Regions from separate parts of the Homo sapiens genome. Here region 2 is linked to region 1. A link is an interaction called in ENCODE POLR2A ChIA-PET data of the cell type or tissue named here. Cell type or tissue: Panc1. All regions are shown on one strand. Links, peaks and the distances in the headings refer to the core of each region. The heading gives the core; the rest is flanking DNA.

Region 1 (15,906 bases), core at 2,792-10,791:
ATATCTCCACTCCCATGTTTACTGCAGCATTATTCACAATAGCTAAGATTTGGAAGCAACCTATGTCCATCAACAGAAACGGATAAAGAAAATGTGGTACATATACACAATGGAGTACTATACAGCCATAAAAAAGAATGAGATCTTGACATATGCAACAACATGGATGGAAATGGAGGTCATTATGTTATGTGAAATAAGCCAAGCAGAGAAGGACAAACTTTGCATGCTCTCACTTATTTGTGGGATCTAAAAATTAAAACAATTGAACTCATGGGGATGAATTTATCAGGACATAATCCCATTATAAGTTGAGGAACATCTATATTTAATATTGAGATAGGAGGTAGAATGTAAAACAACATATGCAATATATTAAAAATACAGACACAAAATAAAACTACATATATACACTACAGTGCTTGGAAAGATATCATAGCTGACTGCAATGATTACCTCTGGAAGGTAAATAGAAAAATATTGAAGGAAGATTTGTCTTGTTTTTCAATATATTGTTTGAATTTTTCTGAGATATTATTCGTCTATCACTTGCTCAATTTAAAACATTTTTCTAATCTCTAAAATGAGATAAATAATCAAGATTTTGCATTTGATCCTTACTATTTCAAACACTACATAACAATCTTGTGTATTGTTTATGTCAGAATAACTGACAAAACATTTAGAGCCAACAAAACCCAATATATACAATAAATGGCATAAATTTAGAAATCTTAAATTTTAAAAGGGGTACATCAGAAGAAAAAACTCTTACACTTTAAAAACTCACATTCTACCCACTAGAAGTAGGCTGGATACTACAAAAACTGCTTTCACACATACCCTGTAACTCATTTATAATAAATGTGTCTTACAGATTAATGGTTCACAATAATATCATCAAACTGCAAACTACTACCTCCAAAATAATCACCATATAAATGAGCAACTTTTCTTCTCCTTTGCTTTTGCTGTACATACTATTTCCTTTCCTGATAGATGTCTAATTTGCTGGCAATTTAAGCAGTGGTTTAATTTTAGCACTAATTAAGAATACTTTTTCTTGTTCTTTCAACATTTTCCTAGAAATGATACCCAAGGACCAGACACCATGACAGTCAATCTGCACTAGTCATAATACAATTTTTAAGAGTATAAGAAGAACAATACTCACCTAAAATCACATTTCTTTTGTTTCTTAAAAAACTCAACACAAAAATTGTAGCTTATAGATCAATTAAACTCCCAAATCAGCTACAAACATATCTTTGTATTTTCCACAGAATGTTATTCATTAGAACTTCAATGGACATTGCCACGAAAGAACTCAAAATTAACACAGAGCATAATGTCAAATGCATGAAATGCAATTTGGTATACATTAAAGGTGCCAGTTTTACTTTCTTAGAGAGCTTTTGCTGATCTGTATTGGAATTTTAAAGTTCCAATAAAAATTATTTACAACATGATTACAAGTAGCCATTAGGTACATCTTGCTTTATTATATTTTCTATGCTAAGAATGGGCAGAAGCAAGATACAGAAGTAGCAAGACTAAAGAAAAGGAGGGCCAGGCGCAGTGGCTCACACCTGTAATCCCAGCACTTTGGGAGGCCAACGTGGGCAGATCACCTGAGGTAAGGAGTTCAAGACCAACCTGGCCAACATGGTGAAACCCCAGCTCTACTAAAAATACAAAGATTAACTGGGCGTAGAGGCATGCACCTATAATCCCAGCTACTATGGTGGCTGAGACGGGATAATTGTTTCAACCCGGGAGGCAGAGGTTGTAGTGAGCCAAGAGGGACACTCCACCTCGGAAAAAAAAAAAAAAGGGACCAGATTTCAATCCTCTTCCCTTGTGCCTAAGTACAACAACAAACAGTAAAATTCAGAATGGAACAGAAACAAGCAGAAGGTTTTCAGTAATAGAATTGCTTTAAAATGCATATCTAGACATCGGGGAGAAAAGGAGATCAAGGGAATAAATCAAGGGAAAAGAGGCAAGTTCCTTCTTCTCCTCTTTAAATGAGACCAATTATTTCATTCAATCAACATATCACCCATTTATTTAGCCAAATGGTCTTCAATGTCACTGCATATCTTTTAGTAATGTGCCATATTTTCTCAATATTTAAAATATTACATGTTAAAATTATTAGTATATAATTATCATGTGAAGAAAAAGAAAAAATCAAGTTTAATCTGATTATCTTTCTGTCATCAAATAATGAAAGATATGCTCCAGTTTTGAATGAAGGTACAAAGTGGGGGCATATAATGAAAACAGAAAACTGTGCCAACTACTCCCATAGTGTATCGTTTAGTTAATGGTTCCTAGTACACTGATAATATTCAACTGCTTTCTAAAGTTCTCATTTATTCCCAGGAAACAATAAAGCAGACTTTCATACTGCACATGCCATTTTATATGAATCTTGCTTACTTCATTCAGGATAGATAAAAGCCATGTTGTATGAAAAAAAAAATGCCCTAACGAATGGGAAATATCTAAACTTTCAATTGCTACAGATGACTCAGTGAGTGGGCAGTTGCAGAAACTCATAGCTGAGGCCAGAAAAAGCTTATGTTTTCATGAAGATCACTTTGAAATGCAGTTCTGGGTAGACATTATTTGCTCTTGCATTATGATTTTGTTATACTTCCACTCTAAGCAATGATGAAATGTTGCATCCCATTGCAGAAGAAAAAGATGGAGTTTCTCTCATCATTATAGAAATAAGAAACCCTTTCTAAATTGGAGCCTTTTCTGGTTACTAGAACCATATTACAGGATTTAAAATACTGCTACTTTGCCTGTATCATCTTGGCCTCCAATGAGATTGTATTTGTCTCTCAAACTGCTGATTGGGTATGGTGAAAGCAGTCAAGTCTATCTCCCAATACCAACAACAAGATTTCAAATTGTTTACTCTGAAGAAAAGCAGAGACATTTAAGTGCTAAACATGTTTTAAAATAAGATAGTAACATATTTTTAGAAATATATTTATTTACAGCCAAGATATAATGAATAAAATATTACGGGTAAGTAAAAATACAACCATGATAGGCAATCTTACATATTGATTGTAAGGGTAAATAATTATTAAAGAGTTCTCATATTCCAGTAAAGAACTTAAATAAGAAATAGTACAAATCAAGCACAGTAATAATAGCTTCCACTGGTAGCATATTTATTTAGAAAGTTCTTTCACATATATTCAGCCTCTGAGTCTAATATTTATTGGATGTTCATATATCATACCCTATACTAAGTTCTGGGGACATGAAGATGAATAAAACACATCCCCCTTTAGTTTCCATTCATCTCATTTGACAATCAAAACCATATTAAGAAAAAAGGGCAGGATTATCTCCATCTTACAGGAACAAAATAAAGCGTAAGATGTTAAGGAATATTTTTCACATGACCACAAACTCAATTTAAAAAAAAGCTTATTCAATTCTATTCTAATATATCCCTAACCTTTATGCCCATGCCACATATTTATTACAATGCCACAAATTCATTTTAGAAACAGAATGACTTTTTTTAATTTCCAACTTTTAGGTTCAGGGGATACATTTACAAGTTTGTTGCATGGGTAAACTGCGTGTCACAAGGGTTTGGTACAGATTATTTTATCACTCAGGTAATGAGCATAGTACCTGGTAGTTAAAAACAGAACTTTAGAATATAGAATCAATTTTACTGACCATTCTGAGAGTTACTGCAAATAATATATCCAGTAGGCCTTTAGACAACTACAAATTTAACACTTGTGTGACATGAAGGTCCATAAATATAGAAATACCTAATTTTATTGAGGCAAAGGTTTAACATCTTGTGAGACACCAAAGTGAGTGTTCAGGATCCATGGTGTAACTTGGCTTTGCTGTTTTCTTCTCATACACCTCTCCAGAATACCTGCAAAGTGATATTTTATTGCATCTTCTGGGGGGAAATTCCATGTTCTAGGACTGTGCTAATACTAGCCACCTGTGGCTACGAAGCATCTGAAATGCAGCCAGTCTGAAGTGAAATGTGCTTTAAGTGGAAAATATACATTGGATTTGGAAGACAGAAAAAATAGAATGTAAAATATCTCAATAATTGATTATATTGATGGCATGTTGCAATATACAATTTATACTAGAATAAAATATATCATTAAAATTAATTTCACCTGCTTTTTTGTACTTTTTTAAATGTGGCTACTAGAAAATTTGAAACTACATATGTGGTTTGCACTATTTCTATTGGACAGCACTGCTTTAAGATATACCCAAGAGATTTGAGACATATTCTTCGAGACTATAAAGAGTCTGCTGTACTAATATATTTGGAGAATGATCATAGGAGAAGTAGGAGGTAGGATTTATTAATGATAAAGTCTATGATACATTATCAGAAAAAAAGAGCAGGTTATCAGATTATTAAAGGTACTGCTGCTTCAATATGTATTCAACTTATCGAATGTAACTTAGCAATATGAAAAAAAGAAAAATGCCAATTCCTGCAGTGAACATAAATCTGCTCTCTCCTCAATCAGTCTCAGCTCCTGTATGCCTTTCACAGTGTGACCACTTTACTGCATTCATTATAACTGATACATAAACTACATCCCTATTATATGTAGTATAAGGTCAATTAGTTTTTTGTTTTTTTTTTTTTGAGACAGAGTCTTGCTCTGTCAGCAGGCTGGAGTGCAGTGGTGCAATCTTGGCTCACTGCAACCTCCGCCTCCCGGGTTCAAGCGATTCCCCTGCCTCAGCCTCCTAGGTAGCTGGGACTACAGGTGCACGCCACCACACCCGGCTAAGTTTTTGTGTTTTAGTAGGGATGGGGTTTCATCATGTTGGCCAGGATGGTCTCGATCTTCTGACCTCGTGATCTGCCCGCCTCAGCCTCCCAAAGTGCTGGGATTACAGGCGTGAGCCACCACGCCCGGCTGAGGTCAACTAGATATTATAAGATGTATATATACACAAAAAGGCTGAGGAGAAGGGCGTTACATTATTAGCACTAGTTATCTCTGGATGGTAGCATGACAGATTTTCTCCTTTTTACTTATTCTACATTTTCCAACTTTTCTACAACAAAAATGAACTATATTCCTATCATAAAAGCTATTAATTTTTAAAAGATGTGTGGTATAATATGTAATATCAAACTCCACTTGAGATCTTTAGCCAAAAAGGACAGAAAAAATTAGAGGGAAATCGTTGCATATAGCAGGAGTCAGTCTCCTAGTAAGACAGCAAGCCCATAAAAATCCAGACGCTGAAGGCCCATAGAAGATAAGAGAAGATCAGCATTCGCATCTTAATAAAGCCCTGCCACTGCCTTTTACAAAAGAATACAAAACATATCCATTCCTAGGGACAAGATTTTTTGCTACACAACTGACAACTACAAGTTGCATTTATGAGATTCAAATTTTATTTATATATATTTAATTTTAAAATATGTGAATAAGATCTAAGTCAATAATTAAGGAATTCAGAGGTCTAACTCCCTAAAAATCTAAGTCAATAATTAAGGAATTCAGAGGTCTAACTCCCTAAATTAGAAACCATTGTATCTACAAATTATTTCTATGCTGCTTATGGTGTGATTTACATACTCACTGATAATATTTCACAAGCTGCGTTTGTATGGGAAGAGATATATAAGACACCATTTAAATTTGCTGTTATGCTGCATAGAAGAAAATAGATTTTTATAGGTTTTTTGTCTTTCTCATCACTCTTAGATTATAATACATTCCTCACTGAATCTGGAAACGAACGAGCTCTTTTAACTTCAGGAACAATAGCTGAATTAAGACCCAGCAGTTTACCTGAAGTCTTTAGTTTTGAGGTTTAGCAGTATGGATGTAGCCAGATTCCAAAAGGCAAATAAATGAAAAACAGCCTAGCCTAGCCAGAGCAACCAGATAAGAGAAAGAAATAAAGGGCATCCAAATTGGTAAAGAGGAAGTGAAACTGTCACTGCTCACTGATGATATAATCATATACCTGGAAAACCCTAAAGACTCATCCAAAAAGCTCCTAGGTCTGATAAATGAATTCAGTAATGTTTCAGGATACAAAATCAATGTACACAAATCAGTAGCACTGCTATATACCAACAGCGGCCAAGCTGAGAATCAAATCAATAACTCAACCCCTTTTATAATAGCTGCAAAAAACAAAATAAAATACTTAGGAATACACCTAACCAAGGAGGTGAAAGTCCTCTACAAGGAAAACTATAAAACACTGCTGAAAGAAACCACAGATGACACAAATGGAAACACATCCCATGCTTGTGGATGGGCAGAATAAATATTGTGAAAATGACCAGAGTGCCAAAAGCAATCAACAAATTCAATGCAATTTCCATCAAAATACCACCATCATTCTTCATAGAAAAAATGATCCTAAAGTTCATATGGAACCAAAAAAGAGCTCACATAGCCAAAGCAAGACTAAGCAAAAAGAACAAATCTGGAGGTGTCACATTACCCAACTTCAAACTATACTGTAAGGCTACAGTCACCAAAACAGCCTGGTACTGGTGTAAAAATAGGCACGTAGACCAATTTGAACAGAACAGAGAACCAAGAAATAAAGCCAAATACTACAGCCAACTGATCTTCAACAAAGCAAACAAAAAACAAAGTGGAAAGAGGATACCCTATTCAACAAATGGTGCGGGGTAATTAGCTAGCCACATGTAGAAGAATGAAACTGGATCCTCATCTCACCTTACACAAAAATCAACTCCAGATGAATCAAAGATGTACATCTAGGACCTGAAACGATAAAAATTCTAAAAGATAACATCGGAAAAACCCTTCTAGATATTGGCTTAGGCAAAGACTTCATGTCCAAGAACCCAAAAGCAAGTGCAACAAAAACAAAGATAAATAGGCGGAACTTAAATAAACTAAAAAGCTTCTGCACAGCAAACGAAATAACCAGCAGAGTAAATAGACAACCCAAAGGGTGGGAGAAAATCTTCACAAACTATGCATCCGACAAAAGACTACTATCCAGAATCTACATGGAACTCAAACAAATCAGCAAGAAAAAAAACAATCCATCAAAAGTGGGCTAAGGACATGAAAAGACAATTCTCAAAAGAAGGTATACAAATGGCCAACAAACATATGAAAAAATGCTCAACATCACTAATCAGGGAAATGCAAATCAAAACCACAATGCAATACCACCTTACTCCTGCAAGAATGGCCATAATCAAAAAATATTAGATATTGGCACGGATGTGGTGAAAGGGAACACTTTTTACACTGCTGGTGGGAATGTAAATTAGTACAACCACTATGGAAAACAGTATGGAGATTCCTTAAAGAACTAAAAGTAGATTTACCATTTGACCCAGCAAATCCCACTCCTGAGTATCTACCCAGAGGAAAAGAAGTCATCATATGAACAAGACATTTGCACAGGCATGTTTATAGCAGTACAATTCGCAATTGCAAAAAAATATGGAGCCAGCTCAAATGCCCGAGTAGATAAAGCATGATATATATATATATATATACACATATATATACACATATATACATATATACACACATATATACACATATACACACATATATACACATATATACACACATATACATATATACACATACACACACGTACACATATACACATATATACACACATATATACATATATACACATACATGCATAGATACACATATATACATATATACACATATATACACACACATATATACATATATACACATATATACATATAGACACATGTATACACATATATACATACACACACACACACACACACACACACACACACACCCTGGAATACTACTCAGCCATAAAAAAGAACAAAATAATGGCAGTGGCAGCAACCTGGATGGAATTGGAGACCATTATTCTAAGTGAAGTAACTCAGGAATGGAAAACCTGAGAACTTACAAGTTTTCACTTCTAAGTGGGAGCTAAGCTATGAGGATGCATAGGCATAAGAATGATAAAATGGACTTTGGGGACACAGGGGGAAGGGTGGGAGGGGGGTGAGGGGTACACATGGGGTACAGCGTACACTGCTTGGCGATGGGTGCACCAAAAATCTCAGAAATCACCACTAAAGAACTTATCTGTGTAACCAACCACCACCTGTTCCCTGAAAACCTATGAAATAAAAATTTAAAAAAAAAAACAGTCTAGGAATACTGCTGCAGAAACAGTTTTTCAAATGAAGTAGAGAACTGGCATTAGAAGATATTTTCTACTGTTTCTCCAATGCCTTAACTCTTCTTTCACACAAACCTCCACAATTAAAAAACTACTTCATACTCAAATAAAATCTACAAATATTGTAGCACGCCTAGAAAGAAGGCAGTTTTTCAGCATTTGAAATATTCAACTAATTATTCCAAAATATTTAAGAATTGAAGCAGGATGTGATGGCTCATGCCTGCAATCACAGCACTTTGGGAGGCTGAGGCGGGAGGATCACCTGAGCCCAGGAGTTTGCAATCATCCTGGGCAACACAGGGAAACTGTCTCCAAAAAATAATTTTAAAAATTAGCCGGATGTGGTGGCATGCCCCTGTGGTCCCAGTTACTCAGGAGGCTTAGGTGGGAGGATCGTTTGAGCCCGGGAGGTCAAGTCTGCAGTGAGCCATGATCATGCCACTGCACTCCAGCCTAAGTAACGGAGTGAGACCCCATCTCAAAAACAAACAAACACAAAAATATTTAAGAGTGGTACCATGGCATCTTCCCTTGCGATAACAAAACTGAATCTACTTTGAAAATTAAGAGGGGACCCTAACTTTAAACAATAAAAGTGCTCCTGTCAATGTGGGTGAAAGTATAAATGTACTGGGAAAATTAAAATCTTTATTTTTAAATGGAATATTTCTATCATCTTTTATATTATTTAGCACACACATGATACTATGCTTCAGGCATTATTTTAAGTACTTTTCAAATATGAGCTCATTAAAAACCCTCTGAGGTTGATGCTATCACTTCCCCCATTTTACACATAAGAAAACTAAGGCACCAGGAAAGAAAGTGATTTTCCCAAGTGGTAAAGATGAGATTCAGCTCCAGGCAGTCTGGGTCCCAAATCCATGTTCTTAACCACAATGTTGCTTACTCTCAGAAAGTAACATGCTCATGAAAGCCCAGTGTTTGACGCATAGTTAAGCATTTAATAAAAATCTGTTCAACAAATAAAAGAAAAAATGGAGATGGCAAAAAGCAGAAAACCCATTACTCACTGTCTCAACATATCATTATGAGTATAGTGGTATACTTTCTGTCAGTGTTTTTTCTTGTTCACAGAGGGATTTGTTTTCCTTTAACACTCAGCATATGCAATTTTGAGAAAATAAAAAACCTTAAGATACTAGCCTCTTAGCATTTTTAGAATAACAGTTAAAAACTGAACACTTGTATATATGCATGACATATATTCTAATTTCACCTCACAACCCCATAAAGTAAGTACAAGTATTATCCTTATTTTACAAATGAGGAAACTGAAGCACAGTTAAGAAACTAACATAAAGTCACATGGCCAGGAAGTGGCTGAGCTGGTAAATTCAAATCCAGGCAGTGTGACTTCTGAACTAGAATTCTTGACTATTCTTGGAGGGCAGGTTATGAGCTACTTGAAAGACAGTAATCGTGGTTTTTTTGTTTTGTTTTGTTTTTTGGTGTGTGTGTGTGTTTTTTTTTTTTTTAGACAGAGTTTCGCTCTTTTTGCCCAGGCTGGAGTGCAATGGCACGATCTTGGCTCACCATGATCTCGGCTCACTGGAACCTCTGCCTCCCAGGTTCAAGTTATTCTCCTGCCTCAGCCTCCTGAGTAGCTCCTCAGCCTCCCAAGTGATTCTCCTACCTCAGCCTCCCGGGATTACAGGCATGCGCCACCACGCCCAGCTAATTTTGTATTTTTAGTACAGATGGGCTTTCTCCATGTGGGTCAGGCTGGTCTCGAACTCTCGACCTCAGGTGATCTGCCTGCCTTGGCCTCCCAAAATGCTGGGATTACAGGTGTGAGCCATCGCACCCGTCTGTGATCATGTTTTTACAAAGTGGTATGATTTGTTTGGCTTGGCCTAAAATGAGGATGTTACCTTACAGATTTATTTTGTTTTACACTAACTCTGACTTAAACAATGAAAATTTTTAATATCTTCAGCTTTCTTGAACAAGCTAAATAAATCTTCATGTCTTAAATTTTATAAGGGTAAAGTACCTTATTGAAATCTTTCATTCAACAAATATTTGAATATCCACTACTTGTTAGGAACTGTGCTAATAAGATACAGTCTTTGCACTCAATGCATTGGCTCTTTCCACTCAGCATATAAATATGCTCAGATTTCTCACAACTAATAAATACAACACACTGGTCCATAAACCTGGATAATAGCTTTGTCGACTATTCGGAGGTAGAAATAAGAATGGAATCCTGCAATTACCTGCCCCCTATCCTACAAAGTAGATACACCTGTTATTTTTCTTGTAGTTCCTGAAGAGTGACTGACACTTAAATAATTACTAGATAGGTGCTATTTGCCTGCCTCATGCCATACTACCACCTCTTATCAGCTGGCAATGAAAGCCTACCTATTTTTAATGCAAAGGGGTTGAAATTAAAATGTTTTACTAAAACTTTGGTTTACCAGGCTACATGTTGTAATTATTTTTAAAATTCTAAAATTGTTATTTTGGGTTTGACTTTAATAACCAGATGATAAATGTGAATGTCTAAGACCACATGTGAAAGAAATAGTTAAAAAAAAAAAAAGGTGGGGCAAATTCACGGCAGATGGTAAGGCCAACCCTGCTTGATTTACAACCCTGCTTGTAAATGGAAACATTTGATTGTATGCAGTCTGAAGTTAAATCCTATTGATTGTGAAAAGGTAGCAGAGAGCCAAAAATTAAAAAGTCGAGGGCAGCAGAAACACTCCTCATCAGTTCACTGAGTGGCTTAATTGATAGCCAATGACTACAGGCACAATTAACAACCCAAGACCTAATAATGGAAAGGAAGTAAGAACAGAAACAACCTCCGAAACTAATGTTAACATATGGAGAAACTTCTACTGGTTGATAATTACTAGTGTGTACATAAAGCCTTGACAAGTTTCTTGACGCACACATGCTTACATCGGTGTTTAAATATAGCTGACACATATTTGAGTTCATAGTTTCTCATGTCCACATTCTCTAATAAGCTTCATTAGTACTTCATACCTTTTTTTTTAAATACAGTCTTGCGATGTCACCTAGGCTAGAGAGCAGTGGTGCGATCATAGCTCACTGCAGCCTTGAACTTCTGGACTCAAGTAATCCTCCTGCCTCAGCCACTTAAGTAGCTAAAACAGGCATGGGCCAGCACACCCAGCTAATACTTTTTTACTTTTTGTAAAGATGGGGGTTGGGGGTGGGTCTCACTACCCAGGCTGGTCTCAAATTCCTGGCCTCAAGTGATCCTCCCGCCTCATCCTCCAAAAGAGCTGAGATTACAGGCATGAGCCACCACACCCAGCCCCTAGTACTTTATATCTTTATCAGGTATGTGGCCTTCTACTGCTATTCTCTTTTTAAGTCTGTAATTTGTCTTATAAATTTATGGAGGGAGTGATGTTAACCCCAAACATAACTTGGTATCTTGCAAATAATAGGTATTAAGTGTTTATTAATGATATGAAATCCACCCTATAACCACACCTCAGCCCTTATCATTATGTGGAACTGCTCCTCCTTATCTCTCTGACTGGAATGCCCCATGGGCCAGTCCTTAAATTTCTTCTCTTCTCTAGCTACCCTCACTCCTCAGGTGATCTAATCTATACTGACAAGTCCCAAATGTAACCTGGACCATTCTTCTCTGAACTCTAGATTCCCATGTTCAACTGCTGACTTAATATCTCTATTACTTAGCATGTCTATTAGACATCTCAAAAACTTAACCAGTCTAGAACAGAACTCCTAAACTCTCCCCAAAAACCTGCTCTGCACCGTCCTCAAGTCTTCCTCATTTCTATTAATGACAACTCTATCCTTCCAGTTGCTCAAGTCAAAAACCTTGGAGTGATCCATTACTCTTTTCTTTTCACATTCTACAACCAATCCATCAGTAAATCTATCTGTATCAAAACATATCCAGTTAGAGTCACAGACAATCAGTATATTTATATTTTTATATACAGAAATACAGATTTTTACATAATTGTACATGGATACGTGGATTAGTATACATACATGCATTTCCTAGTTCTTTCCACTGAGAAAGTCTAGGAGCAATGATACTCCACAGCAATGAGCACACTTAGCATCCAGATCTTGGCTTCAAAATATCATCCTCCAATGAAAGGAACCAAGGTTCCTTAGAGAAATAATTGATTCTAGGGCTGAGGTAGGAAAAAAAAACAAGATGAACCTGAAGCATGTGGTAGTGTCAGAGAATAAAGAAGTGTGCATGTACATACGCATAAAAAAAGGATAGAAATATGCCAAAAAGACACAGAAGTAGACCTAAAAGAGATCCCAAGGGCCAAAACTGGAATAATTTGAGCAACAAAATAATGATAGCATTTAATTCTAACACTAAGAATAAAATAAATATCTATGAATTTGAACTGAGATAAATGATTAGATAGAAGGGAAAACCTTCCTTATAGAAGAATTCTAATTAATAAATGTAGAAAGAATGAGGAAAATTTAAAAAAGTACCTTCAGAAGCCACAGCAATAATTGCTGCAGGCAAGATCCACTAATGAATGCTAAAATTAGTGGGCAGAAACAGGATACTGGCAAAGCCTCAAAGTAGCTCTCTCAAAATATTTACCAATTACTGTGGTGGTTTTAATATATGTCCACAAATTCTTTTATACTTCTCCCTCCAGGAAGTGGAGTTTAATTTCCATCCCTTTAAGTGTGGGCTACACTTAGCAACCTGTTTCTAGTGCACGGACTATGGGAAAGGAAAAATAGTAACTTTACAGTGGACAAACCTAGCAGAAACCACCGTAACAGAGTGCTCACAAGTGATAAATTATTTGATATCATGCACCTCCTGTATGAAATAATAGGGGCACTTCACCTTTGCAGTACTCTCCCCCAAAATCCATAACCCCAATCTAATCATGAGAAAACATCAGACAAACCTAAACTGAAGAACATTCTACAAAATACTTGTGTCAAGGTTATAAAAGATAAGAAAAGACCAAGAAACTGCCACACATTGGGAGAGACAAAGAAGACAACTAAAGCAATGCAATATCAAGGTTTGGATAACAGAATGGAAAAAGAATACTAGAAAAACTGGTAAAATATTAAAGCAGTTTGAAGCTTGGTTGAAGCATCGTACCAATACTAATTTCTTAGCTTGATAAATGCACCATGGTTATGTAGGATGTTAACATTAGAGGAACCCAGGTGAAGAGTATATAGCAGCAGTTTTTCTGTTTGTTTCTTTGAGACAGGGTCTTACTCTGTTGCCCAGACTGGGGTGCAGTGGTGCAATCATGGCTCACTACAGCCTCTACCATCCAGGCTCAAGTGATCCTCTGACCTCAGCCTCCTAAGTAGCTAGGCCCACAGGCACATGCCACCACACCCGGCTAATTTATTATAGTTTTTAGAGATGAGGCCTCCCTATGTCGCCTAGGCTGGTCTTAAACTCCTGGGCTCAGACGATCTTCCCACTTCAGCCTCCCATAGTACTGGGATTACAGGAATAAGCCACCACACCCAGCCTGCATTTTCTTTCTTTTCTTTCTTTCCTTCCTTCCTTCTTTCTCTTTCCTTCCTTTCCTTCTGTCTTTCCTTCCTTCTTTCCTTCTTTTTTTTTTTTTTTTTTTTGAGACAGGGTCTTGCTCTGTCACCCAGGCTGGAGTGCAGTGGCACAATCACAGTTCACTGCAGATTGAACCTCCCAGGCTCAAGTGATCCTCCCACCTCAGCCTCCTGAGTAGGTGGGACTACAGGTGTGCACCACCATGCCTAGCTAATTTTTTGTATTTTTTTTTTTTTTTTGTAAGCGACGGGGTTTCACCATTTTGCCCAGGCTGATCTTAATGTCCTGACCTCAACCCACCTTGGCCTCCCAAAGTGCTGGGACTACAGGTATGACCCACTATGCCAGGCCCAATTACTGTATTTTCTATCTTATCCTCTGACTTGAAACGAACATGGTTTGGACAAGAAAGAATGGGCTTTGAATCCTGGTTCCATCACTTGACAGGGTGTGTCTGAATATGTTATTTAACCTTTCTAATCCTCAGTTTCTTCATCTGAAGGAGAACAAAGGAAATAATATAAGGTAAATAACAAAATTGTTGAGTTAGTGTTAGGATCAGAATTAGGTATTAAAGTGTCTAGCACATAGGAGGTACTCCACAAATAGAAGCTAGTATTATTTGCTCTTCATTTGCTCTACAGCTTCACACTGACTTCTAGCATTTCATGCTCCTCATTTTCTCCCAACTGGATCACCTCCTTACAGGCTTCCAGCTCATAATCCAGGAGGACTCCATAGTTCTTCAGTAGAGCTACAATACTCAATATCATTAATTCCCTCAACCAACTGTCCTTCAGATATCTCTACCAAACAGATATCTACAAAGCAGCAGATAACAGCCTGGGCAGAATTTAAACCCAAGCTGTTCATCTTACAAACAAGGAGAGTAACAGTAACAATACATAACTCATAAGGTTCTTGAGAGTATTAAATAGTTTCTTCAGATAGTCTGATCACTCACTGCTGGAGAAAAATCAACCACGAAAATTGGTACTGCTACAAATGTGAGGTCTACAATCTGAAATAAACAGGTCCTCAATGCTAACTAACAATCCTTCTTCAGTTTCCTAGTCATGTAACTAACAATCCTTCTTCAGTTTCCTAGTCATGTGTCTGTTTACCTCTCTCTCCCTTACCTCCACCCCATCCACTGTTAGCCATTCCCTTGGAAGCCGTTTACAAAGAGTATGTATAAACTACAGACTATCTTTTTTTCCATTCCTTTCACAGGGGTGGATTAATTTTACCTGGCTTTTTTGTTTGTGTGTGTGTTTTTTAAGAGATAGGGTCTCATTATGTTGCCCAGGCTGGCCTTCAACTTCTGGGTTCAAGCGATCCTCCTGCCCCAGCCTACTGAGTAGATGGGACTACAGGCACATGCCACAGCACTTGGCCTCACATACATTGTTTAAAAACTCCTATTCTACCACGTTCCCTTCACTCTTAGCAGATGATCAAAAATTACACAAGACATGTCATCAACTCTTCCTTCCTGCCCTGTCAGTTACAAACTTATTTACATTGCCATCCATCTCCTTCCTTTCTGCTCACTGGAAAAGTGAGACTACCTTCTACTTAAGACCAACTTCTCTGCCTACGCCCTGGATCCCATTCCTTATTACCTTCAAATCCTTGTCTCCATCCACCAGCCAGTCTCCCACGCCCACCAAACACACACATATACACTCTTCTTCAGTTTCTCCTCTCCAGTGGCTCTTTCCAGGCTCACATTAAGAATGTCCAAGATTCTCTAAATCCCAAGTATCTCCCCCTGCTTAAAGACTCCTTCAGAGTCCTTTGTTGAAAACATTGTACCCCTCTCAATTAGCTACACTTACAGTTGTCATTCACTTTTCAACACCCACCCCCATGCATTACAATGTAGCTAAGTGCTCTAGCTGAAGTTATAAAAGACATCCTAATCACCAAGTCTCAGAGACTTCATTAGGTCTTTATCTTACTTTTCCTTTTGGAGGCAGGATACAGTGTTGACCACTCCTAGCCCTTGAAATAATATTCTCCCTCAGCTTCCATGACAAATCTCTATTTCCTTTTTTCATCTTTGGTCTGTCTGGCACAGATGGTTGGCT
Region 2 (15,906 bases), core at 4,524-12,523, 75 kb after region 1:
TGTTGACCCAATTAATGTCCCTTACTTCATCCATTTTTATTTTTCACTGAATAATATGTTTCCTAAATTAGATAATTTTAGAACAATTGCAGTATAAAAGAACTGATTTGAAAGTTTTAAAACTGTTTTTAAACACTGTTACCCAGTAATTTTCTTACATATAACTTCTTAGTATAATAGAAGTTCAGAAAAATAGCACTATGGGTGAAAAGCAGCCGCAGAAGGAGCCCATGGAAAGGAGTAATTGAATCAGGACTTAAAAATGACCTAGGTTTTGTGGGCATCTCAGGGTGGGTAAAATGGCTTGAGCAGAGGTATGAGTAAGTTTTTAATAAAAGAGCAAATATCTTGCAGTGTCTAAAGACCATAGATCCTAAATACATACTTATTTCCCTTTACTTATCCTATGAGGAGTAAAACACTGAGACTCAGTGATCCTCTCAACTGACCACCTCATTTTGCCAGTGAGGAAAGTGACTTGCCTAAGACAGTATATAGAATGGAAAGAATTTACCCAGAATCACTTACTGAATTAAATTAGAGGCAGAATTGTGACAGAAACCCAGGCCTTCTGTGTCATAGTCTAACATTCTTGACAGCACAGTGCCATGCTACATAGCATAAATTACAGCGTTGAAAGTAAAAATGGGCCTCGTTGCCCAAGGTGTCAGCAAAATGTGTTGCCAGTTAAGTAAACTATTTGGTTTGTGTATAGTAAAGAAACCTATTGTATTCCTAAATGAAACTTGGATCCCTAAGTCATTGTTACCAAGGCAGGTACTGGAGAGGGCATATTAGAGCTAAAGAAATGCTGACCTGAAAGCCATTCTGCATAGCAGTGGGGCACTTCAGGCTGGTACACAATGTTAAGAGCATTTCCCAAAGTAAAAGTCTCTTGAGAGAAGCACATATCACACTCTTTGAAATTCTGGCCCTGAGCCTAGATCACAGCAAAATAGGTTCAGTTCAAAAGGGCCTCTTTTCTCTTAACCTCCACTCAATATATAGAATGGAAACCAAAGTGAAGAATATTCTTGCTCCTCTCAAATCGAAAGCCAGCCCACTAGACCCAAGAGTTAGCGAGTATTACTCTCAAGAAAGTGTCTATATCTCATGTGAAAACTAAGATAGAAACAATAATTTTGTTTCTCCTTTAATTTATGAGAAATGACAGAATGACACTCAGCTTGAACAAATTAGACCCTTTCAGTGAAAGGGTAATCAGATCCTTATGATTTTAATCCTTTGAGCTATCCTTGGAGCAGCTTAAGTACACCCAAGCCCCCAGAAGGATCCTCTCCATGCCGTGAAATGTGCTCAGTAATGGAAGAGCGCTGATGGTTTTTATTACCACTCTTCCATTAAGTAGAATTTCTCTGTTACCTTTCAGAGACTGAACAGTTTCATTGAATTGCTTTAATGTTTCTTATTTTGTGCTCTGAGAATCTGTACCAAGGGGCAGTGTGTTAATGCACCTATGTGGTGCTGTCCTCTGCCCTTACATAATTAGCTTGATTTGGACTGCTCTGGCAAAGAAGAGAAAAGATTACCAGTCTGAGGAGAGTCAAGACTTTGGAGGAGAGGGATCTTTGTACCATGGTAATGGGAGCCAAGCGTCTCCACTTTACCCATCTAACTGGCAGATATTGAGACGTATAGCTTAGGTAACTGATCTCATGTAACTGCAGTTAAGTTGGAGATTGAATAAGATAGGATGATAATGTCCTAAGTCTTTATGCTGTCATCTGTGGACTTATGTTTATATCTGTTATGCCTTGTGCATGTTGGGATTGTGTGTCATTAAGTTTTGTTTTCCTGCAGCAGCCCAGTAACAGTTAAAGCATATGGGAAGCCAGCAAATTTGAGAGAAAGCCACTGCGAAATATGGCTAAGATTCCTTCTGGAACCAGCCTTTCTTGTTCATACATTAGTTTCCATTGAAATCCCCTAGGAACTGGCTCGAGGTAGAGCTTTGCATGTTGAAACTTGGGACTTTCGATTGATAATTTTGTTGTTCATTTTCAAATTATTCTGGGAAACTTTGCTTTCTTTTGTTAGGAAGAAAAATACAAGTAGAAATTAAGTGCTCTGAAATTACATAGCTTTTCAGTGTCTTTCTTGCTCAGCTGCCATTGGCAGGTGGTTCACACAGCCCAGCCCCCTTACTAGGCGGCCACCGTTATGAATACAGGAGCTCGGGTGTCAGATTTCCCTCTTAAGCTGTGAACTGCTTAGCTTTTCTACTGGGCACCAAGTCATTTTTGTGTTCAAAGATTTAAAAAACTAGTGGAGGCTGGGCACGGTGGCTCAAGCCTGTAATCCCAGCACTTTGGGAGGCCAAGGCAGGTGGATCACCTGAGGTCAGGAGTTCAAGACCAGCCTGGCCAACATGGCGAAACCCCGTCTCTACTAAAAAAATACAGAAAATTAGCCAGGCATGGTGGTGGGCACCTGTAATCCCAGTGACTTGGGAGGCTGAGGCAGGAGAATTGCTTGAACCTGGGAGACAGAGGTTGCAGTGAGCTGAGATCGTGCCACTGTACTCCACCCTGGGCAACAGAGAGGGACTCCCTCTCAGAAAAAAAAAAAAAAAAAAAAAAAAAAGCTAGTGGTGACAAGAGTAGGAAAGATACATTCTGTCTAGCTTTAAACAATTGTTTATAGGAATGAAATCTAGGTATTATGTTTGCATGTTTTTCATGTTATAAAGGTCCTGGGATCTTAAGATTTCACTAGCAGTTTCTTCATTTCTCACTTCCTGCCATTTTACCACCTTTGTTATGGAAAATTTTGAACATTATGCCAACACACTTAAAATTAATATTCACAATGCTTTCAACTTCAAATTCATTTTAGAAACGACAGCCAAAGCATCTTGAGTTATTGACTTTATTCTTAAAGATCATTGTGGAATATATTTTGCAATGATCTTGTGAGGCTTTTTTATTTTTAATGGCTTATTGGTGAATTAATTTTAGGCTTTGTTATTCTTTTGTATCTCACATAATCGTTTGCTTTCTAATTTTTAGAGCCTGGTTATTTCTGATTTCTCGGTCTCATGTGTTTGTTTGTTTATTTTTCCTGTGTCTAAAGAAAATCTAAAAGACCCCAAAGATAGGCTGCCTCTCTTAAGTAAATAGAAGTACCAATGGAATATCATAATTATTGCTCATAGCAGTTACATTTCTGCTTAAAATTCTTATTGTCCACTCTGCAAATTTATATTGCATAATCTTATCTCAGGGAGCATTTTACATGCATAACCAACAAAAGTGACTGAAAAAAAACTACTCTTTCTCAATTCCCACTGCAATCACTTTCACAACTGTATACTGTTGACTATTCAAAACACAAGGCTAAGAAATGGCTTCAAATTCTCCATTAGGGAAATTTACGTAACTTTGTTTTAAGGTTTCTAATTGCACAGTAGTTGTATACCTGAGAGAAGTGAATACTTTACCTGCTTAAGCTCTGTGAAAGTTGGATTCCAATGAAAAGATGAATACATTTCCCTCACAGACTCACCTGGACTGATTCCTGCTCACCCTATTCTTTCTTTAAAGAAGACATGATCATTGTCTTCAGGCACTATTATTTAATTTATCTTCTATTAAGAATTAACTGTTTTGTTCCTCTTGATTCACAGAAAGAAACAGAGGTAAAGGAACGGTCTGTTTTTGACATCCCTATATTTACAGAGGAATTCTTGAACCATAGCAAAGGTGATTACTGAAGTTTCTTTTTGTGTTTCTCAGATTTTTGACAGGGGACTTAGTTCTCAGAAGAAATTCATTGCTCAAAAGCAATGGTAGTGTTATCCCTCCTTAGGACTACTCAAAGACCAGTGAAGGAAAGCTAGGGCATTGTTGTCAAAGCTTCTTTGGTCTCTGGATGAAAGGAAATAAATGCAAATCACAAATTCACTTGTCTTCAAACTCTTAGCCTGGAACCCCTTGCACAAATAAAAACTTACATGGGAGTCCAAAATATAAAATAAGTAAGAGCAAGTCTGATCCCATTGTGGTAAAGATGGGTACCTACAGCTGTGCTTGGCCAGTCTCCCAGGATCCCCCTGCAAAACCCCTCAGGCTTCTGATTGTACAATTTAAAAAGCAAAAACTAACAAACAAAAAAATACTGGGAATTGAAACTGTTTGTTGCAATCTTATGTATGGAATGTGACTAGCTTTAAGAATTAAAATAGCTCTGGGGAGTCAGGCGTTTCATTGCTGAAATTGCTATCTGGAATGCCATAATGAGAATAGGGAGATGAGGTGGGGTAGCTAAATTAGAGGCAGCTAAGCAGAACTTCCCTGTAAGAGTCATTGGGACTCCTCAGAGACTCCTTCTAGTGCTGCATGTGTTCTGTGGGATGTATGTCCTCAGCTCGGGAAGCAGAGCTCCGCCAGCTTCGCAAATCCAACATGGAGTTTGAGGAGAGGAATGCAGCCCTGCAAAAGCACGTGGAGAGCATGCGCACAGCAGTGGAGAAGCTGGAGGTGGATGTGATCCAGGAGCGGAGCCGCAACACAGTCTTACAGCAGCACCTGGAGACCCTGCGGCAGGTGCTGACCAGCAGCTTTGCCAGCATGCCCTTGCCTGGTAAGTCCTCCTGCCTGAGAACTGTCAGTGACAGGGGTGTGTGTGTTGTGTGGAGTGGGGTGCTGTTTATGTTAGTACTGGTGTGGAGAGATTGAAATCTCCTCCAGAGGAAAATTAATTAAACTACATTTTTTCTTCTCTGGATATAATAGAATGTCAGTATTGGCTAAAATCGTCCAATGTTTCAGGCTCTCTGGTCATTCAAATTTTTGTCCATTTATATTTTAATATCTATTTTCCCCTCTTTTAAGCTTAATTTGCTATTCAGAACACTGGAAACTGAGTAGTAAATCTTGAGAGTGTTTCTTCTTATGTATGTTTGTTTGCTTTTTAGTTGTTTTTGTTTTAACGGGAAGGAAGGGAGAATGAACACTGGTATTTCTTATATACTCTTTCATTTTGAAGATAGTCATAGCAGAAAGCTGAGCGAGTCTAACCTTCTGTTACATGCAGCTGCTCATATATACTATACAGCAATTATATAGCCCATCTGTTTATTTAGAGTATGTGGACTAATTTCATTTCTTTGAGATCTAAAAGTCTCTCCTCTAAAATTAAAAGCATGTCTGTGGAGCAGACCACATTAGAATCACTGTTTCTTTGAAATTGTGTTTTATGGTACAACTGAATAGGGAGGATTTTCTTACTTTCTTCTTATCTCACTTCAGGAAGTGGAGAGACACCTACAGTGGACACCATTGACTCATATATGAACAGACTGCACAGTATTATTTTAGCTAATCCCCAAGACAATGAAAACTTCATAGCTACAGTTCGAGAAGTTGTGAACAGACTCGATCGTTAGGGAATGGTGAGTGCTCACTGATAAATATTTATATGCCAGCACATCATCAAAAATAAGATGTCATCAGACTTTATCAATACTACTAAAACCCTGGGATTACATTGGATGAACAAGTTGGAGACTTGGTTAAGATTCCTGTTGCATGGTTGTTAAATGTAGTAAATAATATTAGAAAAGAGAATCACTGTAGTCCCAGCTACTTGGGAGGCTGAGGTGGGAGGATTGCTTGAGCCCAGCAGTTCAAGTCCAGAGAGATCCTGTCTCTAAAAATAAAAGAAAACAGACTCAAGACAGTTTTTTCTTATGCTTGCTTCAGAATGGTTTAATGGGAAAAGCATGGTTTTTGTGGCTTGACCTCATTTCTAGCTTTGTCACTTATTAGCTGTATTCTTGGGCATTAGTTTCCCAAAAGGTTTTGAAAAGTGAGTGGGAAACTTAGAAGAAATCATCCCCAAAACAGCACTCAGAACAAAATAAATATAACTTAATTTTTAATCTTCCTTTTCTCTGGAAAATACTAATGATAATTTAGAAGTAGTCAGTGAGACATTGTATGTATGTGAGCCTACATAAGTAGGAAGCTTTTATATTCACCACTCAATAACACAGTGACTGTTGTCTGTTAAATGTTGATGTGGACTCACCATACAAACAGGTAACTCCCTGGTTTTGATAGATTAAAAAATAAACTCTTCAGCCAGGTGCAATGGCTCACACCTGTAAGCCTAGCAGTTTGGGAGGTCAAGGCAGGCAGATCGCTGGAGTCCAGGTTCAAGACCAGTCTGGGCAACATGACAAAACCCCGTATCTACAAAAAATACAAAAAATTAGCCAGGCATGGTGGTATGCGCTTGTGGTCCCAGCTGCTTGGGAGGCTAAAGTGGGAGGATCACTTGGGCTTAGAAGGTCAAGGCGAGGCTGCAGTGAGCCATTATCAGACCACTGCATGCCAGCCTGGGTGACAGAGCAAGACACTGTCTCAAAAATTTTTTTAAATAAAAAATAAATAAACTCTTGGTGGGGCACAGTGGCTCACACCTGTAGTCCTAGCACTTTGGGAGGTTGAGGCAGTATTGCCTGAGCCCAGGAGTTCAAGACCAGCTTGGGCAAAATAGTGAGACCCCTGCTTTAAAAAAAAATGAAAAAAATTAGCTGAGCATGATGGCGCACACCTATAGTCCTAGCTACTCAGGAGGCTGAGGCAGGAGGATCACTTAATCCCAGGAGTTCAGGTTTCAGTAAGCTAGGGTCACACTAGTGTATTCTAGCCAGGGTAACAGAGCAAGATTCTGTCTCAAAAAAAAAAAAAACAAAATAAAAATATAAAATTCTCAATAAGCAAAAAAGAGAGAGAAAATAAGTTTTTAAAAAATATGTTCAACAAATGAGCAGTAGTATGTATCCTTTTTTTTTTTTTTTTCCAGAAGAGATCTACCCATGACACTTTTTGGTACTAATGGTCATTTCTCAAATGGAATTGGTATTTATTCATTCAAATTCCTAGAGATAGGATACCCCTTTACTATGCCATCCCACAAAACTGGCATCCCTTTGCTCTATTGGTTAAGTTATTCCATACCTGCAGACATATAAACTGTGTGGAAATTTTAAGATTAGACTCTACAATGAGGTGGCCATATATGGATACTAAAATAAGAGTCAACAGCAGGATATGTTCCTTAGAATGGTCATGGGTTTGAATCTTTATTTGTCCTGTGAGTACATGAGCACACTCATATACATAATTTATATTCTGGTTTGGTTTGGACTTTGAGCAACATATATAAAGATAAATGCCTAGTAAAGACAAAGGCAGAAGTCTTTATACTTCTTGGTGATGCCCTTGGATGGTAACTGTACAAGGCAATGCATTATATTTTAGCCTCAGCCATGCTCTGATGGGGAAAGGATTACTATCCTTCTAGGGAGTAGCCAGATGGAATGGACTGTACTTCTTAGAGATGGCTGGACTCCCTGCAGAATAAAGAAGTGGCATTACTGCTGCTGCTTATGAAGGGAACAGCTTGTAAATCTAGGCCTGGGATATTCAGGAGCTCATCATCCTTCCCATTTTCGTACAGTGTTTTCAATTAGCACTCTTGTAGGCTTGAAAAGTGAGAGCTGGGAGAAACAGTGTGGAAGATTGTGAAAGAAAACATTAATTGATAACATCGTGTCTCTTCACATAGATACAGGGCAGCTAATTAAGTATTGACCCAAAAGTGGTTTTCCATTTTGAGCATTTTGCCAGTAAGACTCTCCTAAAGCTTTTTTCATCTCAAGAGTATAAACTATATTATTTGTTTTCTGATGAGTCTTTGAAAACTTAGAATATTACTATTATCCTTGATTTTAACCTACAAATATTTTGCCCCTGAAAAAATAGCTAAAAGTGTGAACTGTTATATTACTACAGATTCTTACAGTCTAGCCATGCAAACATAACTAACAATAGATGGTTCCCCACACCCCCAAAACTGTCAAAGGAAACAATTACAAAGACTGTGATTAATACTGGTTTGGCCTCATTATACAAATATGTACAGACAGCGAGGCTGATGTCCCCAGCACTCATGATGCAATTAATTACTCTGACAAGAGTTTGGCAAAGTTTTCATCCACTGTCAGGAGCCAGTGAGTGAAGGGAAGCTAATGGTCTACAAGTTTCAGAGGAGCATATTAGGGACCTTTAGAAATCTAACATTTTATATATGAAGAAACTGAATCCCAGAGAGGAGAAACATCTTGCTTGAAAATATCTGCGTAGATGAGTACAGAATCCAAGACTAGAACCACAGATATCTAAACTCTCTCATTCACTGGGTTTCTAAAACATTGCTCTAAGGAAGAGGTGGATGGGGGAAGGGGAAAGCACTAAAAAATCCTGAAATAGAGCATTAAGATACATAGGAAGTAAACAGATAAAAATTGTAATCCAGGAATTATAATGTTATAGAATTTTAGCTCATTTTAAAATTATTTTGATAAATATACAGTGGAAGAATTACCCTACCTGTCTGTCACCTTTCTTGTAGCTGAGTAGTACCTAGAGACAAGTGGAGCTAGGAGGAGGCCATGAGGGTGATTTTAAGTTGAAAGGTGACTACCTTATATAAACTATTAAAATGCATATGTTGCCTGATTTCAATGATAATATTTGGCTGTTTGAGTTTAGGGAAAAAAAATCTTATGTGACTGTATTTTTATTAATATGAGAAATGTTCTTGATTATATGCACATAATACATCTCTATACATGCAGATATCCTTAGTTAACACTTGAAGAAAATTGGTTTTGATTGACCATACATTCTTCAGACTAAAGTAGGGTACTCATTTTCCCTCCTCAGGTTTGTCCCTGATAGTTGCTTTTCTGTGTTTAGCTGATGATTTTCCTACCTCCCATTGTTGCTGAACTGGAACAGGGCCATGTTTCTCATTGAAATGTTATGTAAAACATCTCAATGAGGTTGCCTGCTTACAGCTTTATGAGTTCTTCAGTTTACATACACCCTGCACTCACTTTAACGCTTATGAAACCAAAGCATTTTTAAAATCCATAGCGCTAACCCCTTCCATTCAATACTTACTTTCTTGGTGTTATTTTCCTTGTTTGTTTTTGTTTTTGTTTTGTTTTGTTTTCCTGATTCTACAGGTCTTAGAACTCCAAGATGTTCCATAAGTGTTTTTACTTGTGAGGAATGAGAAGCCATCCATGGAAATTTGAACTGAGTGGGGGCAGAGAAAGAGTGCAGATCCCTTTGCTTGTGAAAGAATTATCAGTGAGTGAAAGGCCATCACCCCAGGAAGCCAAATGAGGGAGCAGCAACATGTATATGAGCTTCCTATGGAATTGTCCTTATGTGAAGCTTTGAAGGTGTACAGCCACTCTCCCGGGTCTTCAGGTTCCTACCATTTCCATTTCTGTTAAAGTGGATCTGCATATCTTCAGCTTACTAGGTGACCCGGATGCTGACATCTGCTGCTGCAGAAAGGAAGACTTTTCATTGTAATTTCGCTTAGACCCTTTTATCAGTGGAGCTCCAGTTTTCTTACCTAGCTGTCACTTTTTTAAATGCCTCTGGGGGTTATTTTTGCTTTCCTTGGCCCCCACCAATTTATACATCTCCATTTTCTGACCTCTGGACTAACTGGTTGCTCAGCAAGGTTCTGAAGGAGAGTTTCTTGCATTGGACAGGCCCAGTCTTCTCCCATCATTGCCCTGCTGTGACTCCAAAGAAAGGAGCTTCTTGCTGACAGTGCCCTGTGGAGCAAGGCTGTGTTTCCTACCCCACACGGTGCTCAGTGGGTGCCAGCCCTCAGTGTGGCTTTGTGATTGCTGCCCTAAAGGAGAATGCTCTTTCCTTCCTCACTGGTACTGCCTGCTGTTTTCTAAGCATTGCTCCTGCACAGACATGGAGTCCCAGCCCCAGCAAGGCTCTTCTGTTCCCATCTGTTGACAATGTCTTGTGGAGCATTTTTGCTGAGGAAAAGGTCACTTGTAAACAGAGGAGAAAGGGAAAGAGTACAAAGCCCTAAGTTTATTGTAAGTGAAAACTGAGGGAATTCCTGTCTTCTTTAGGAGTAATGATTCATAGATCTAGATAGGTGGAAATATCATTCAAAATAGTCACTTGAGCTCACAAAAAAAGCAAGGAAGAATTCTCATGTCCTTTGTCTTCCTTCTGTAGCCATTAACTGCTGAATCCATGTGAGGAAGACAGGCTTCCCTTCCTTCCCCCTCCTTAGTGATTTTTTCTTTAACAGCATAAGTAAAGAGGACTTTCTGGTTCATTTTTGTTTGTTTTGTTTTGTTTTGTTTTGTTTACAGATGAGGTCTTCCTGTGTTGCCCAGGCTGGAGTGCGGTGGCTATTCACAGATGCTATCATAGCACACTACAGCCTACAACTCTTGGGCTCAAGCATCACGCCTAGCAGTTTCTGGTTCCTTTAACAGCAAAAGGAAAGAGAGGTTCTGATTCTTACCTCAGGGTTTTTTGGTTGTTCATTGTTTTTGTTTTTGTTTTTGTTTTGACACTGCAGAGCACAAGGCTAAAGGTTACAGCTGAGATCTTTGGAACCAAAGGCAGAGCAAGCAGAGCCCGTTGTCTGGGCCCCACACCACTGCAGGCAGGTGGATAGAAGTGCGGCCCCTCTCATAGTATGCCCATAAGTCAGGGCATAGGGCAGAACTACCTGTCATGTTGCTACACCATCCTGTCTTCTCAGCATCTCCTTGCCTGTTTTCTTTATTAGTCCAAAGGAAAACAACAGCAACAAAATCTGTTTTTAAAATGTCTTATATGAACATATATCAAATATCCATGCGCTGAAACCCACATACCATCACTTGGCAATTTTTTAGAATAAGACCCCATTATTATCTATTGCTATAAACCTAGCCAGTTCTCTTGCTCTTCTGTATTTTCCTATTTCCCTGCCATCATCTGCTATTTCTGCCACTTCTCTTAGACTCCTTGTCTGCAAAGCCCAAGCTAGAACTCACTGTCTATGGCAGAAGGACATCCAGAGCCCATTCTGGAGTTTTGTTTTTTCCTTCTGCCAGATGCTTTGTGTCCTGTCTTCCTTCCTCCTCATATTTCTGTTTCTCATTTGTGTTCAGTTTTGTGCAGCATTGCTAGCACTGCTTTTGTGACCAGAAAAGGCCATAACATGGTCCAGGATCATCATTCTTCTGACTCTAGATGGGACACTTGACAGTGACTTGAAACATTTGCATATTCAGGAATGCATGAGATTTCAAGAGAGCCTACAGTATGAAATCATTTTCACAAAATAAGCAGCTTGCTTCTGAAATGCTGTCTTTCCCAGTAGCTACTCACCTGCCTCTGGTGGCTGGGATTCAGATGCCACAAAACTGTCAGTATCTATAGACCAGGTCTGTGCCACCTCCTCTCTCCTCTGTGCTCAGTGAGGAGGCAGTAAATGAAGTTACAGGCTAGCACAATACCTAACTCATGTTTCCCAGTACACCTGTAGATATTACTGTACTTTTATGTTCTCAAGAAATAAGTTGTTGCCTATTCAGTGTTACAGATTTCTTTGTTTCTTTTTAATTAAAATACAAGAAGCAGCTGAGGAAAGGGAGACAAGGTATTTTATTTCTGACTGATTTTAGAAAAAACTTGTGTACATGTGTTTGGAACTGTTGAAATGCCAAGTTTTCTGTATAAGTGTTTTTGTAATTAAACTTTCAGATTTTCTTTGTTTTTTAAGAAGTTGATGTGCTTGTTTGACATTTGTCTCATTAAAACTTTTCTACGTTGAATTCACCTGTTTCAATTTTACTTGCTTTGTAACAAAAAGTCCTACCTCTGGCCGGGCACGGTGGCTCATGCCTGTAATCCCAACACTTTGGAAGGCCAAGGCAGGCAGATCACGAGGTCAAGAAATCGAGACCATCCTGGCCAACCTGGTGAAACCCCGTCTCTACTAAAAATACAAAAATTAGCCGGGCATGGTGGCATGAGCCTGTAGTCCCAGCTACTCAGGAGGCTTAGGCAGGAGAATCACTTGAACTTGGGAGGTGGAGGTTGCAGTGAGCCGAGATCGTGCCACTGCACTCCAGCCTGGCAACAGAGCGAGACTCCGTCTCAAAAAAATAAAAAATAAATAAAAAAGTTCTATTTCTGTTTTTTCCTCTTAAAGACTTTGTCAACTCTACATTAATCATGACATCTGTTATGCTTTTAAAACAGTAACACATTCATTTTACTAATTGCTACTTCAAAATGTATCTTTACCGGTTTGAGAAGTCAGCTCTTTTAATGTATGCTGTAACAATACAGTGAATTCTAATTCATTTTAATATAGCAGTAGTATTCTGAAGACAACTTACAAGGATGTTTTTAAAGTCAGTGACTCTGATGTCCCCTTGATAGAAGATCATTTGATAGAAGAAAGGAGATGTGCTTAAATGCTTGCTTTTTTTTTTTTTTTTTTGAGATGGAGTTTTGCTCTTGTTGCCCAGCCTGGAGTGCAGTGGCACGATCTCCGCTCACTGCAAACTCCGCCTTCCAGTTTCAAGCGATTCTCCTGCCTCAGCCTCCCGAGTAGCTGGGATTACAGGTGCACGCCACCATGCCCAGCTAATTTTTGTATTTTTAGTAGAGACAGGGTTTCACCATGTTGGCCAGGCTGGTCTTGAACTCCTGACCTTGTGATCCACCAGCCTCGGCCTCCCAAAGTGCTGGGATTACAGGCATGAGCCACCACGCCCAGCCAAATGCTTGCTTTTTGAAAATAACTAATCAAAATATTTTTAAAGGAAATTTGTCACCTATTTCTACTATGCTTTTAAAAATCCTAGGGGTGAGGCAACCTGGTTTCCAGAGCCTGCTGCTCTCCAAGTAGCCATTTGTGTGGCATTGGGCAAGTCTTGATTTGTTTCAACTCCAGTTTCCTCTTCTGACATAACACGTGCCTCAGCAATCCTGTACTATTGTAAGAAGGATAGAGTAAGGTAACAGAATCCACCTTGCCTTGGAGGACAGGAAGATAGGAAGTATCTGTTACATGATTGCCAGTAACTATCAGGGTATCTCAGTTAGGATTGAGTTTGGCTCTACATTAAGCAGAACTAGCAACAGCTTAAATAAGAAGTGTGTCTTTCTCATAGAAAACTATGCCAAAGTTGGGCAGTTAAAGGCTAGTATGGAGGCTCCTGTCTGTTCCACAACATGATCTTTCTCAAGGTCACCCCGTGGTCCAAAATAGCCACTTGACCATCAGCCATCACTCTGAAATTCCTGGCAGCATGAGGAAAAGAGGGCAAGGACAAAATGAGCAAACCTAGCTGAGTCAGGGCCCTCTAAAGAGTCTTCCTGGAAATCGTATTCAACACTTTCACTTAATTTGGCCAGAACTCAATCATGTGACTATAGCTAGCTATAAAGGAGGCCAAGAAATATCATTTTTGCATGGACGTCACTGTGCCCAACAATACAGGTTTTAGTAAGGAAGAAGGAGAAAATGAATATAGAGTAGGCAACTAATGTTAATTTCATAACTATGTGTGACTTCATTTATGCACTCTAAGCCCAACCCCGCCATGCTAGTGAATGGAGTGCATTATCTTGCCTTTGTCTCTTGGCCATTTGAGAATGACCATGTACTTCCGTGATACTTTTTTCCCCCGGAGAGCCAGAAAGCCAAAAACTGGCTTCCATCTGAGTTGCCATTTCCTGTTCCCATCTAGCTCTTCCCCTACCCTACAACAGCTGGTGGCCAGTCTTGTTTAGTAAAAATCAACATAAACAGGTGGTAATACTTCCCCTAGTTGTTTGTTCCCTTTCTCTAACTGCTCAGCATCTGCTGAATTGAAACAACACCAGGACAAGCTTTCCCTAAGGGTGGGGAAATTGAAGTATTGCTTAGCGGAAAAGCTCATAGCTACTTCCTGCCCTCTGAAAGAATTTCCTGCCTTGCAACTGAGAGTTCCAAGTCAGGGGTTTTTTCTTTGTTTTATTTGTTTACCTTTGATATATAGCCTGCACTCAAATATATACTTCAGTATCTATGGATATAAGCAGTAGTTTATATGCCAGCCCATTAAAGAAATCAGGATTGAGAATCAGACTAGGTGAAATTGTTAATGTACATCTGCTCATCCAGAAACCATTTCAGTTTAGTTTTCACAAGACTATGTGTCTACAGGGGGAAACTTTTGCCAGAGGTAGAAATGTAAATTCTCTTAGCTTAGTGAAATGCAAAAGGAGGAGCCACAAGAAGATAAGAATGGCATTGGGAAATTAAGTGCATGGCCAATGCAGATTTTCCAGATAGAAGGATTTTTATAAACCACCTGCAACACCAGATCAGTGGGAGGATGTCTTATATGTTTATGTGGGAATATGTAAGATTCAGTGTAAGAGATTCTCTTATTTGAATCTCTCTCTCACACACACACACCATCCAACACTTAAGAGCCAGAGTTTTTTATACCAACTTCTCTTCATTTCACTTTAATTCACCCTTTATTTGGGAATACAAAGATGTTTATAAAACATGGTTTCTGCCCTCCATAATTTCTGATAATCTAGTGGGAAGGACAGACTTGTACATAAATATTTCTAACATAGGGCAGCTTGTATTAATAGTTTTAATAGAGACAAATAATTTTTAGAGAGTGAAAAAGTTATTTGAATCTTACCTGATGAGATATTTTTTCCATAAGTGCAAAAGAGTTTGCAATAGAGAGTAGATCTGAGTCAGGGTGGGGGATCAGTATCTTAACTAATTAATAAGGGCTTTATCTGGAATGTAAATGAAATATGAAAATCTGAACTGATAGCTATCAGAGTTTGTCTGGTAGAGGTTGAGGTAGCTGGAAGGTCAGAACATTTGGATTAATTGTAATTTAGACAAGCAGTTTTTCAAAGTTCACTTTTGATTCATTCATAGATCATTAAATCAGTAAGTTGGTCAAAAACATTTTTAAAAATTAAAATGAGAAACTATCAGAATGCACTACAGGTAGTTAAGGGTATTATTTTGTGAAACTTACACTTCAGATACAGTCATATGTCTACATACACTTTTAATGTAAAATGTGTTTCTTACCATGGGATCACAATAAAGATAGTCAATGACTGTTTTATTACCTCTGAAATTGGACAACACTGCTGGGTTCAGGTCTGGATTCTGCTGCTTTCCTCTTACGTGACCTTAGGCAAGTTGCATAAACCACTGTATGACTTAAGTTTTCTCATCTGTAACATAGTGATATTTATCATTTCTGTCCTGTAGAGTTTTTATGTAGATTAGTCAATCCATGTAAAACACTTAGAATAGTGCCTCTCATAGAGTAGAAGACACTTAAATATAAGTTGTTATAATTTGTGGAAGACTAAAGGGAAAAGAGAAATAACAGACATATACCATAGGCCACTCTGCTGTGCTTTTTATGTAAATTATGTAATTCCACAACTTTACAGAGTAGGACTACTGTACTCATTTTTACAGTAAGTAAATTAAGACACAGATCTGATAAGTGACTTGTGCAGTTACAGAACAGGGAACAGGTAGAGAAATGGTTTATATCCAGATAACTGTGGCTTTACATTCCACTATAGCCGTACTGTCTTAGAGATAACTAATGAGAGTGGCATGAGTTCAAAGCCGTAGCATGGTATGGTGGGTCTGAGAACTGGAATTAGACCTATTCAACAATATTTGTTGAATATCTTTCTTGCGTTAGAAATTGTTCTGGGTCCTAGTCCCCATAGAGCTCTTCCCCTTGCTGGGGAAAAAGAGACTACAAACAAGTAACCTAACAAACTCATCTCAGCTAATTACCTAGATAAGAAGAAATGATATAAGCTAGGATAGAGAAAGGCCTTTCTGAAAAAGTATCTTCTGAAGAAAGACAAAATTGATTTGAAGGAGCCAGCCCGGTGAAGGGCTGAGGGTATACAAAGGCTGAAATCCTGAGGCAGGAATGAACTCTGGAATTTCAAGGCATAGAAAAAGCTGGTGAGG

What was found. Peaks named below come from ENCODE experiments on the same cell type or tissue, not always from the same donor. Only the 100,000 strongest peaks of a DNase experiment are listed, where the experiment ranks them.
Region 2: POLR2A ChIA-PET joins it to region 1 with 13 read pairs; 4 of 35 experiments call an interaction of 5 or more read pairs at or near these places.

Annotation. Positions count from the first base shown.
Region 1 is chr15:77,400,350-77,416,255 of GRCh38, forward strand. The region is part of intron 1 of PEAK1 (pseudopodium enriched atypical kinase 1); the gene reads right to left. Among named protein-coding and RNA genes, the nearest start is that of PEAK1, 12 kb to the right of the region's middle. RefSeq lists an enhancer at 15,317-15,906. In Panc1, for the core only: no CTCF peak of the experiment used is centred there; no DNase peak of the experiment used is centred there; H3K27ac peaks cover 749 bases.
Region 2 is chr15:77,473,909-77,489,814 of GRCh38, forward strand. It overlaps HMG20A (high mobility group 20A), which reads left to right. Exons shown (of 10, transcript NM_001304504.2): 7 at 3,647-3,722; 8 at 4,387-4,602; 9 at 5,271-5,413; 10 at 9,062-11,695. The coding sequence ends at 5,407. Among named protein-coding and RNA genes, the nearest start is that of HMG20A, 61 kb to the left of the region's middle. In Panc1, for the core only: no CTCF peak of the experiment used is centred there; a DNase peak (open chromatin) is centred at 8,873; H3K27ac peaks cover 1,562 bases.